2 separate regions of the Homo sapiens genome follow, and region 1 is linked to region 2. A link is a contact called in ENCODE Hi-C or POLR2A ChIA-PET data. All regions are on one chromosome and are shown on one strand. The core of a region is the stretch at or near the end of the contact, and the rest is flanking DNA. Distances in the headings are between cores, read along the strand shown. Region 1 holds the start of CUTC (cutC copper transporter). Region 2 holds the start of PI4K2A (phosphatidylinositol 4-kinase type 2 alpha).

Evidence for each region. Hi-C counts contacts between places; a loop is a spot of excess contacts on that map. ChIA-PET counts read pairs that join two places held with the same protein, here RNA polymerase II (POLR2A). Pooled maps may share reads with other maps.
Region 1: a loop to region 2 is called in a pooled map, with 19 times the contacts of the local background. The contact joins the promoter of CUTC here to the promoter of PI4K2A in region 2. A Hi-C loop is called at or near these places in 1 of 168 maps with a recorded cell type or tissue (vagina), 1 of 37 single-sample maps with no recorded cell type and 8 of 50 pooled maps. POLR2A ChIA-PET finds 5 or more read pairs at or near these places in 1 of 52 experiments (K562).

Annotation. Positions count from the first base shown.
Region 1 is chr10:99,729,143-99,734,839 of GRCh38, forward strand. CUTC (cutC copper transporter) reads left to right here and starts at 3,092. Exons shown (of 9, transcript NM_015960.3): 1 at 3,092-3,267. The coding sequence starts at 3,207. It overlaps COX15 (cytochrome c oxidase assembly factor COX15), which reads right to left and starts at 2,985. Exons shown (of 9, transcript NM_078470.6): 1 at 2,818-2,985; 2 at 411-592. The coding sequence starts at 2,907. RefSeq lists an enhancer at 2,687-2,906.
Region 2 is chr10:97,639,208-97,645,004 of GRCh38, forward strand. PI4K2A (phosphatidylinositol 4-kinase type 2 alpha) reads left to right here and starts at 1,464. Exons shown (of 9, transcript NM_018425.4): 1 at 1,464-1,970. The coding sequence starts at 1,536. RefSeq lists silencers at 206-389, 1,554-1,783.

The sequences.
Region 1 (5,697 bases), core at 1,842-4,341, 2.1 Mb after region 2:
GGAGCTAGACTAGATGCTCTGTAAAATTCCTTTCTCCAGCTGGGCATGGTGGCTCATGCCTGTAATCCTGGCACTTTGGGAGGCCGAGGTGGGCAGATCACCTGAGGTGAGGAGTTTGGATCAGCCTGGCCAACATGGTGAAACCCTGTCTCTACTAAAAATACAAAAAATTAGCCAGATATGGTGGCACGCGCCTAGTCCCAGCTACTTGGGAGGCTGAGGCAGGAGAATCGCTTGAACTCAGGAGACGGAGGTTGCAGTCAGCCGAGATCACACCACTGCACTCCAGCCTGGCCAACAGAGCAAGACTCTGTCTCAAAAAAAAAAAAAAAAAAAATCCTTTCTCCTCAGTCAACCTGTGCTTCTACTGATGATCCAAATACCTGACTCACTACGAGCAAATTACTTACCTAGTTACTCCACCAAGAATAACTGCTCCAGCCACTGTTCCACTGCAGACCAGGAGCCATCGGCCCACCACCCGCTCAGCAGCCTTTGAGGGAAGGGACACTGTACCCCTTCCAGATTGCAAAGCTACTTCAGAGATGGTGCTGTATTGCCCTGGCCTCAAAGGGCGCCTGATGCAATCACACTAAAGATCAAGATAGACAAATTACAACTGGAGAAACAGGGAATGGCTGCTACCCACACTCAACCCCATTCTGATTAGCGCGAAGTACCATAGCATCCCCACAGCCATGTCTTGTTAAGTCATCATCTCTTATCTGGATTACTGCATCAGCCTTCCAACTGGTTTTCCAATTGGTTTTCAAATCTAGCCTCACTCAAACCTATCCCCAACTACATGAATCTTCTCATCTCTGAATACTTCCCTCAGACTTCACTCTACTTACAGATATGGAATATTTTCTTTCACCTCTAGGTCTTTCAACATTTCTCTCTGGCTTGTACACTTCCTTTCCCCTGATTAATAATACCTACTGCAGATCTCCGCTTACATGTCACCTCCTCTGGGATGTATTCCCAGGCTCTTCAAGGTCTGCAATAGGTCACTCCCACAGCACACTGGAAAGCCCTTAATACACTGTAATGTACAGTCAAGCATCACTTAACAACAGGGGCACATGTTCTGTGAAATGCATTCTTAAGCAATTTCATCATTGTGTGAACCTCATAGAATGTACTTACACAAATCTAAAGGCTGGGTGTAGTGATTCACACCTGTAATCCCAGCACTTTGGGAGGCAGAGGCAGGGAGATCACTTGGGTCAGGAATTCAAGACCAGCCTGGCCAAAATGGTGAAACCCCATCTTTACCAAAAATACAAAAATTAGCTGGGCATGGTGGTGTATGCTTGTAATCCCAGCTATTTGAGAGGCTGAGGTGGCAGGATCACTTGAACCTGGGAGGCAGAGGTTGCAGTGAGCCAAGGTCTCACCACTGCACTCCAGCCTAGGCGATGAAGTGAGACTCCATCTCTCAAAAAAAAAAGTACTTACAGAAATCTAGATGGTATCGCCTACTACACCCCTGAGCTATATGGTATGACTTATTGCTCTTAGGCTATAAATCTGTATGGCATATTATGTACCGAATACTGTAACACAATGGTATTTGTTTATCTAAACATAGAAAAATTACAGTAAAAATATGGTATAAAAGATTTAAAAATGGGGCCAGGTGCAACGGCTCAAGCCTATAATCCCAAGGCTTTGGGAGGCCAAGGTGAGAGGATCACTTGAGGCCAGTAGTTCGAGACCAGCCTGGGCAATGTAGCGAGACCCCCTATCTCTATTTTTTCAAAAATTAGGCACAGTGGCACACACTTGTAGTCTTAGCTACTTAAGTGACTGAGGTAAGAGGATGCTTGAGGCCAGGATTTCCAAGCTGGAGGCTGCAGTGAGTTATAATCATGCCACAGCACTCCAGCCTGGGTGACAAAGTAAAACGCTGTCTCTAAAAAAGAAATTTAGAGAAAAAGATTTTTTTTTAAAAAAAAGGTACACTTGGAAAGGCAGCTCCATTATAATCTTATGGGACCATGACTGTATCTGTGGCCTGTTGTTGACCAAAATGTTGTTATGCAGCACATCACTCTACCTTCAGGTTCATCTGTTTGTATCTCCCACTAAACTATGAGCTTTGGGGTGGCAGTGTCCGGTCAGTCTTGCTCTCTCCCTTCTGCTAGCTTTGTTTCTAACACTGTTCCTTTATATAATGAGACCATGATAAGGATTTCGCAAATGAATAAACTGACTTCCTCCAGGGCAGGAGTCTTGTAATATTTATCTTTCTTTTTCCAGTTCCTAATATATAATAACCACTCAATAATTACTAGTTAAGCAAATGCATGCCCTCTTCTTACTATATCCCTGTGAGTCCAAAGATCCATGCTCGGTTTCCTATTTCTGATTAACTGAGTCACCTTTAGAAAAGTAACTTTAAGCCTCAATTTCCTTCTCTGTAGGATGCAGTAATACTTCCTCATCTGACTACTTGGAACTTTTTAAGCAAAAATAAACTATATGGGTAAAAATTACTCAGCTTTTACCATGTGCTAAAGGCCTGATGTATATTAAAGAATGTAATCCTCATAACAAACCTTAAAGTAGGTATTGTTATCCCCATTTTACAGATAAGGAAACTGAAGAACAGAAAGTTTAATTAACTTGGCCAATACCACACAGCAGGTCAATGTTCCAGATCTGAACCTAGGGGCTCTGATCTGAACCTATGCGTTGTGAGTGCACTGTAAGGAGCTCCGGAAACGTGATGTGGGGCTCTACATTATCTTTATCCCGGCCCTTTCACTCCATCCCCGCTCCCGCGACTCGGAGTCCGCTGCAGTGCGGTACCTGTGCTCTAGGCGCTGCCCTAGGAGCCAGGAGCGGCAGATACTGCCTCCCCTTCAAGGCCCTCAACGGCGGAAAGAGCAATCGCTGCATACTGATGACAGGGAACAGCCACCTCTTCCACAACCCAGGGCTCTGTGGTCTCCCTCCTCCGCCAAGGAAAAGAGAAGCACTTCCGGGTCGGGCAGCGGGAGCCCCGCCTTCTCTGGGGACCGGAGCGAACAGAAGTGCGCCTGCGTTGCGACTCCGCTTTCGCGGGGGCTGCTGGGGCGTAGGTGTCGGGGACGCGCGCACGGGCGCGCGCAGCTGTTGACGCGCTTCTTAGCTGGTGCGCGCCGGAGCCCAAATTCCAAGTGGAAACTGCAGGCGCACGAGGGAGGAACGCGTGGAGCATGAAAAGGCAGGGGGCCTCCTCTGAGCGAAAACGAGCGCGGATACCGTCCGGGAAGGCCGGTGCGGAAGGTGGCGGGGGAGGGGACGGTCGGCCGAAGGCTCCCCGGGGCGGGCCGGCGGGAGTCGTAGTCAGTGGTGATTTCTTCTGGAGTCGTTTCCTCAGCTCCTTCCAGCCCCTTGGGCGGCACCTTCTATCTTTGAGGCGTTAAAGGTGTGGAAACGGAGGGCGTGACGAGGGGCAGGTAGCGAGAATGGCTCAGCTGTGGAGCCAAGGTTCGAGTCCCGGGGTCCCCTCATAACGGCCCTGCGACCTTGTGCAAGTTGGTTAACTTCAGCTTCACGTTTTTTCCGTCGCCACACGAGGATGCCAGTACCGCCCGCACCAGCAGCCAGTACTCCGCTGGGATAGTTAATTGTCGAGCGCGGAGCCCAGTTCCTAACCTGCAGTTACCTGTAGCTGCCACGGCGGGGACGGGGCTTGGTCCCCAAAGTCACGCAGCTACCAAGTGGCCGAGCTTGTGGCTGCTCCAAGACCCGAGTTCTTCCTGAGTGCCAGGGTAGCATGGCATGGCAGGTGCCAGAGAATTTGGCAAGTCCCTCTTCCTCCGTGAAGAGGAACCTTCCTAAAAGTTATCAAGAATCCTCAAAGATTTTTTCTTTATGTGGATTACATCTATCTATTTTGACTGTATTAGAAATTAAAACAAATTTTTTTTTGGGAGGCCGAGGGGGACAGATCATCTGAGCTCAGGAGTTCGAGACCAGCCTGGCCAGCATGGTGAAACCCCGTCTCTACTAAAAATACAAAAATTAGCTGGGCATGGTGGCAGGCGCCTGTAATACCAGTTACTCGGGAGGCTGAGGCAGGAGAATCACTTGAACCCGGGAGGCGGAGGTTGCAGTAAGCCGAGATCGCGCCACTGCACTCCACCCTGGGCGACAGAGCGAGACTCCGTCTCAAAAAAATAAAAATAAAATTAAAACAAAATTTTAAAATATTGATTAGAAAATAACCATAGTAAACCCATTACATATTGACATAATATTTTTTTGAAAAAGAAATATTCCTAAACAACAACAACAAAAAAAGCAAAAGAGTGGAAATATATTTTTGCAAGTTTCTTCAGTATATCTTAATGGAAGACAGCTGGATTCTCATGCCCGCTGCTTCATTCAGTCTAACATGTCAAGTAGCCTCTTGAAAACGCCTCTTCACGGAGGTTGCAGTAAGCCGAGATCGCGCCAATGCACTCCATCTTGGGTGACAGAGTGAGACTCTGCCTCAAAAAAGAAAACGCCTCTCACTTGTGAGAGAATTAAAGTGAAAAAGTCAAATAAAGTGTTAGAATTATTAAGAAAACGGTTGTAGCCCTGCAGACTCTGAAAAGTCTCAGAGGCTCCCAAAGCTCTCTGGACTACTACACTTTGAGAACTGCTGCTGCTTCTCCTTTGATCCTATAACTTTGTTGCTTGGGACAACTGCCTTGCTCTGCCTTCTGTCATAGCCTTTTTTATACATCTCTCCATCTTCTCCTGCCTAGGGTCCTTTCTTGTGTGAGGCAAATAGTCCCCCGGCAGCATCAGCATCGGCCAGTGCCACTGATCTGACAGCTGGTCTGGTAGCTACCAGGAAACTCATGGAGTTAATAATGCAGAGCTGTTGGTTAAGAGCATAGATTGACACTTAACCCTTTCACAGTTTGGGACTGATAGTATTTTTTTTTTTTTTTTTTTTTTGAGACGGAGTCTGGCTCTTGTCGCCCAGGCTGGAGTGCAGTGGCCTGATCTCAGCTCACTGCAACCTCCACCTCCCAGGTTCAAGCAATTCTCCTGCCTCAGCCTCCTGAATAGCTGGGATTACAGGCGCCCGCCACCACGCCCGGCTAATTTATATACTTTTAGTAGAGATGGGGTTTCGCCATGTTGGCCAGGCTGGTCTCAAAATCCTGACCTCAGATCCGCCCACCTTGGCCTCCCAAAGTACTGGGATTACAGGCGTGAGCCACCGCGCCGGACAGGGACTGATAGTCTTAAATAAGTAAGGCAATTGCAGTTTGATGTTAGCAGATGATAGGTTTTTGTTTTATTTGTTTTTCAAAGTAAAAATTGCTTTTTTAAATTATAAAAGCAATATTGGGTAGAAAAAATAAAGCAATAAAGAAAAGTAAAAAGAAGAAAATAAAAATAATTTCAAATCACACCCCACCAGAAGTGACCATTACCAGTATGTGAGGAACATTCTAGTAAGTGTCATTACATGAAGTGTGCATTGTTTCGTTCATTTTTTTAAATTATGTGCTCCCGGAAAAAAACTCAAAACTCTGTTTACATCACACTTTGTAATATAAATACATTAATTTTGTTGTAATTATTCAGCTTTTAGTAAATATTTGATTATTGTGTACCATGGTAGATACTGTGCTTGGTGTGGGTGATGATAAAGATTTCTCACATAAAGACCTTACTTAGGAGGCCAGACGTGGTGGCTCA
Region 2 (5,797 bases), core at 214-2,713:
ACCCACACTCTGGGGCAATGGTTTCTTTCTTTCTTTCTTTCCTTTCTTTCCTTCCCTTTCTTTTCTTTATTTCTTCCTGCCCCTCTCCCTCTCCCTTTCTTTCTTTCTCTTTCTCTCTTTTTCTTTCTTTCTTGACAGAGTTTCTCACTGCAACCTCTGCCTCCTGGGTTCAAGCGATTCTCCTGCCTCAGCTTCCCGAGTAGCTGAGATTATAGGCATGTGCCACCATGCCCGGCTAATTTTGTATTTTTAGTAGAGACAGGGTTTCTTCATGTTGGTCAGGCTGGTCTTGAACTCCCGACCTCAGGTGATCCGCCTGCCTCAGCCTCCCAAAGTGCTGGGATTACAGGCGTGAGCCACTGTGCCTGGCGGGTTTTTTTCTTTTAAAAATTTTTTATTTTTTGGCTGCACTGTGGGTGGTTCACACCTGTAATCCCCCAGCACTCTGGGAGACTGAGGGAGGAGGATCGCCTGAGGCCAGGAGTTCAAGACCAGCCCAGGCAACATAGAGATAACCTAACTCTAAAAAAATAATAATAATATTTTAAAAAGAAATCTTCAGGGCTTCCTAGGAAAACCTGGAGGCAATTGTTAAGACATTTTATCCTGACTGGCTACTTCACCCATTACCTTCAAGTTCCTGCGAACTTGAAGTGTAACCTGACATTGTTACATCTACATTGGAAGTATGTTAGGTCAACTGAGATACGAATTTGGGATACAAAGTACAATGTATAGCCAATCTATAACTTGTTATTTTAATGTAAATTCTTGGTAAACAAGTTAGGAACTGCCTCTTTTCCTTTAAAAACCTACTTCCAGGCCAAGCGCAGTGGCTCACACCTGTAATCCCAGCACTTTGGGAGGTCGAGGTGGGCAGATCACTTGACCTCTGTCGTTTTTTTTTTGGAGACTGATCACTCTGTCTCAAAAAAAAAAAAAAAACAAACCCAAAAAACAAACCCCCCGCCCCAAAAAAAACGTTTCATCGAGGTAGAGCAGCAGCTTTGTTTCTTTGCTTCACTGCTGTCTCCCTAGCACTTAGAACATAGTACGTGCTCAATAAATGAATGAGTGCCTGACTGAATGAATGAGGATACATAGATGAGATTCCTCCAATCTCACAGCCGGTTCAGAGTAGGCACTCAATGAGTGACTGACAGGATAGTTGCTGTTTTGAAAGCGCCCAAGTCCAGTAAGCCAATTGGAAGCTAAGCGTGGCGCTGGTATAGTAGGGGCAGGGGGCGTGCCTGACCCAAGGTTGGGTCCTGGAGCATGCGCAGTCTTCACAGAAGGTGACGGGGAGAAAAATGCGGAGGCAGCGATTGCGTAGGAGCAGGTTCTGATTGGCTACTGTTCGCGCGCGAGGGGCCGTGCCTATTCGTAGCCAAGTAAACAGGGCAGGTTAGAGGCGGGGCCAAGGAGGCGTCGCGACCTGGTTGGCCGGCCGGGGCCTGGGGGATGTCACGGATTGGTCGCGGCCGCGAGCGCAGTGGTGTGGAGCGCGCCGGGTCCCGGAGCCGGCTGTCTGAGGGATGGACGAGACGAGCCCACTAGTGTCCCCCGAGCGGGCCCAACCCCCGGACTACACCTTCCCGTCGGGCTCGGGCGCTCACTTTCCGCAGGTGCCCGGGGGCGCGGTCCGAGTGGCGGCGGCGGCCGGCTCGGGCCCCTCTCCGCCGGGCTCGCCGGGCCACGACCGCGAGCGGCAGCCACTGTTGGATCGGGCCCGGGGCGCGGCGGCCCAGGGCCAGACCCAAACCGTGGCGGCGCAGGCCCAGGCTCTGGCCGCTCAGGCCGCGGCGGCAGCCCACGCCGCTCAGGCCCACCGCGAGCGGAACGAGTTCCCGGAGGATCCTGAGTTCGAGGCGGTGGTGCGGCAGGCCGAGCTGGCCATCGAGCGCTGCATCTTTCCCGAGCGCATCTACCAGGGCTCCAGCGGAAGCTACTTCGTCAAGGACCCTCAGGGGGTGAGTGCGGGGGTGGGGACCGCCGCCGCGGGCTGAGGGCCGGCGGCGCTCCTGGGGAGTTGGGGGCTTCGCACAGCCAGAGGGAAAAGGGAGAAACTTCACAGTACCAGCCCCTGGCAGGATTTAGGGATGCCACTGAGGACTGGAGCTGGGGACGCTCTGCGGAATGGAGAAATAAATCAGAACCTACTTGGTGGGGGAGGAGTGAGCGGAAAATGAAAAGAGGAAATTGACCAGATACGGGCCGGGGGCTCAGCGGTGTGGTGGGGCAATCCGCCGCTGGACAGAGACTGCTTTCTAGTAGGGTACTTAGCTTCACACTACTGGGACAGCTATTCGGCCGCCGACTTGCAGATTTGGGGCTTTAGGCCTGTTCTCTCTTTTTGGACCGACCGAACCAGTGTGTCGCTGTTCACGGAGGAGGATGGGTGACCTATCAGGGGATCTGAGAATTCAGTTCCAGCCTTCTATGTTGTGGGGGATGTCCCCTGCCACCGTCCCAGCTCTTATTAACAGACGTTGAAGAAAGAATGGGCGGACTCACCAGTTTCATCTGCCCTGGGTATTGCTCACTTCTGGGAAAGGGTTCAAATACTTTTTGACGACTCCAAAGTTTAGATAGAACTTGGAGTTTTAGAAACATGGGGCCATCAGCTACTTTTTCTTTCATTTCTCTCCCAGGGCTATCAACAGCCTGCTTTTCAACTAAGGCAGAGCGTTTGCCGACCTTTATTTTGTCCCCTGCCTGTATATAAAGGGGGATGGTTATAGGATGGGGCATGGAGTGACCAGGGTATCTGAGAAGTGACCTTTATCCTTTTGAGAACTGCAGAATTTAAGAAATACCAAGTCTTCCCTGTTTTCAGGGAAGTTTCAGGGAAATTTTCAGGTGTGCTGCAATGGGTCATTGGAAAGATGTATTGTTATTTAAATTATGGGTGTCAAAGTTTCCTCAGATTTTCCCTGACATCTCTCCTGTGTGAACTCTTTAGATGGCCAGGGTGCTGTTTTAATAGGAGTCCTGAGTGGCCAGGACGGGCTGTTACTTGTAGCTCTTGGTTCGGCTCATTGAATGATCTAGTTATTCACTCAGAGTTTGAGTCGTCCCTGAATTAATCAAGAATTAGAGAACAATTCTGCCATGAACTCAGTTTCTCAGTTTACATAAACTGAGTTGGGGAAAGCTTTGCGAGTAATAAGTCTTTCGAAGTTTCTTTTTCTTTTTTTTTTTCTTTTTTTTTTGAGACAGAGTCTTGCTCTGTCGCCAGGCTGGAGTGCAGTGGCGCGATCTCAGCTCACTGCAGCCTCCGCCTCCCAGGTTCAAGCAATTATCCTGCCTCAGCCTCCTGAGTGGCTGGGACTACAGGCGTGCACCACCACACCCAGCTAATTTTTGTATTTTTAGTAGAGACCATGTTGGCCAGGATGGTCTCGATCTCTTGACCTTGTGATCTGCCCACCTCGGCCTCCCAAAGCGCTGGGATTACAGGCGTGCCACCGCGCCCGGCCTCCAAGTTTCTTAAATAAAAGAGCTTGCAAGCTCAAGTGGGAACCATCATTTCTAGAAGCAAAGAAATGTGAGTGCCCTGAGGTTTAAATGTCAGCCAGAGGCTTGCTTGCTTTCTCTTTCTTCCTTCCTTCCTTCCTTCCTTCCTTCCTTCCTTCCTTCCTTCCTTTCTTTCTTTCTTTTTCTTTCTTTCTTTCTTTCTTCCTTCCTTCCTTCCTTCCTTCCTTCCTTCCTTCCTTCCTTTCTTTCCTTTCTTTCTTTCTCTTTCTTTCTTTTTCTTTCTTTCTTTCATTCATTCTCTCTTTCTCGTCTTTCTTTCTTTCAGAGAAGGTCTCACTCTGACACCCAGGCTGGAGTGCAGTGGTGCAGTCTCACTGCTCACTGCAGCCTTGACATCCAGGGCTCAAGGTCCTCCCACTCAGCTTCCGAGTAGCTGGGACTACAGGCACGCACCACCACACCCGGCTAAAAATTATTTTTCATGGAGACAAGAGTCTCGCCATGTTGCCCTGGTTGGTCTCAGACTCCTGGCTTCAAGCAGTCATCCTCTTGCCTCAGCCTCCCAAAGTGCTGGGATTACAGGTGTGACCCACCATGCCTGTCCTTTTTTTGTGGGCAGAGGGTATTTTTAGTTTGTTGGCAAATGTAAGAAGGGGCTAAGATTATCTTTGATAGGTACAGGAGAAGGAGGAATATTTTTGTTTTTCTTTCATGACACTGTTAGAGCTGCATTGGAAGTGGGTTAGGTCAGCTGAGAAGTGAGCTGGTGCTTTGACAGATGGAAGTAATACGATCTCTTAATTCTACCTGGCAGGTAAAGTACTACCATCTCAGTACATAGGCCACAGAGAAGGACAGACCATAGGTATGTTACTTGGTGATTTAGGGATTCCAGTCTCTAAAATTTCCTGGCCACTATCCTTTCTCATAGGGGAAGTCCAAACACAGATGCCCTGACAAAACTTTTTGACGTACTCATACTGCTTCCAGTGAAGAAAATGTGATTTAGAACAAAGGGCACTTTCTAAATGCTTGCGGTGGGTTAGACTGGCCCACAGACTTACTGTAGTTGGAATTGTCATCTTTGGCTCTCCTCCAAATGTATTTACTTTATTAAACAAATACTTACATAGCATTTACTATATTCCTTTAAGTGCTTTACAAATAATAACTCACTTAATCTTTATAACCACCCTTGGAGGTAGGTACTGTTATTATCCCCGCAGGTGACAACACAAGCCCATGGTATAACAAATTTTTCCAAGGTCTCACACCTAGTAAGTGGTAGAGGCAGGATTGGGCCAAGGCGGGTTGGCTGTGGAGTTCATGTTCTCACCACTATCCTTTGCTCCCTCAGAGTCAGTCATCAGAATTTCCATATTCTGGACAGGTGCGGTGGCTCACGCCTGTACTCTCAGCACTTTGGGAGGCCGAGGCAGGCGCATCACTGGAGGTCAGGAGTTCGAGACCAGCCTGGTCAACATGGTGAAACCCCATCTCTACTAAAAATACAAAAATTAGCCGAGCACTGTGGCAGGCACTTGTAATCCCAGCTACTCGGGAGGCTGAAGCAGGAGAATTGCTTGAGCCTGGGAGGTGGAGGTTGCAGTGAGCCGAGATCGTACCACTGCACTCCAGCCTGGGCGACAGAGTGAGACTCCGTCTCAAAAACAAAACAAAAGAAAAGAATTTCTAAATTCTCTTCTCAGCTACTATATTGGTTAGTATTGAATTTGACTATATGTGACAGATATTTTAAAATAATGATGACTTGAAAAAAGGTTCATTTACACCTCATGTAAAAGAAGTCTATAGGCTAGCTGCTCAGGCATGCTCAGGGCTGGCATGACATTTCACTTTATTGGAGACATAGGGTTCTTCCTGCCAGCTGATCAGCCATCTTTAGGATATGGCTTCTACTACATGGTCCAAGATGGCCGCTCAAGCTGCAAACATCTTGTCTGCTTTTCAGCCATTTGGAAGAAGGAAAGGGAGAGGGTGAATATGCCCCCATCCTTTAAGGCACTTCGTAGAAGTTGTAGGAGACTCTTCTACTTACATTCCATTGTCTAAAACTTAGCTGTAGTAGTGGCTGGGAACTATAGTCTTTTTTCTTTTTTCGCCCAGGTAAAAATCATGGGTCTTGTGTCTAGGGAACAAGGGGGAACAGAGATTGGGAGAACCAGCACTTTCTGCGACAGCCACTTTTGGATCTTAGACAGTCTGAAAGATTCTTGAAGATAACAGCCCTGGTCCCATTTCTCAATTTTGGATGGTTTCTGTCTCAGTGGGGTCCAAGAACAGATGGAAAATGCTAGAA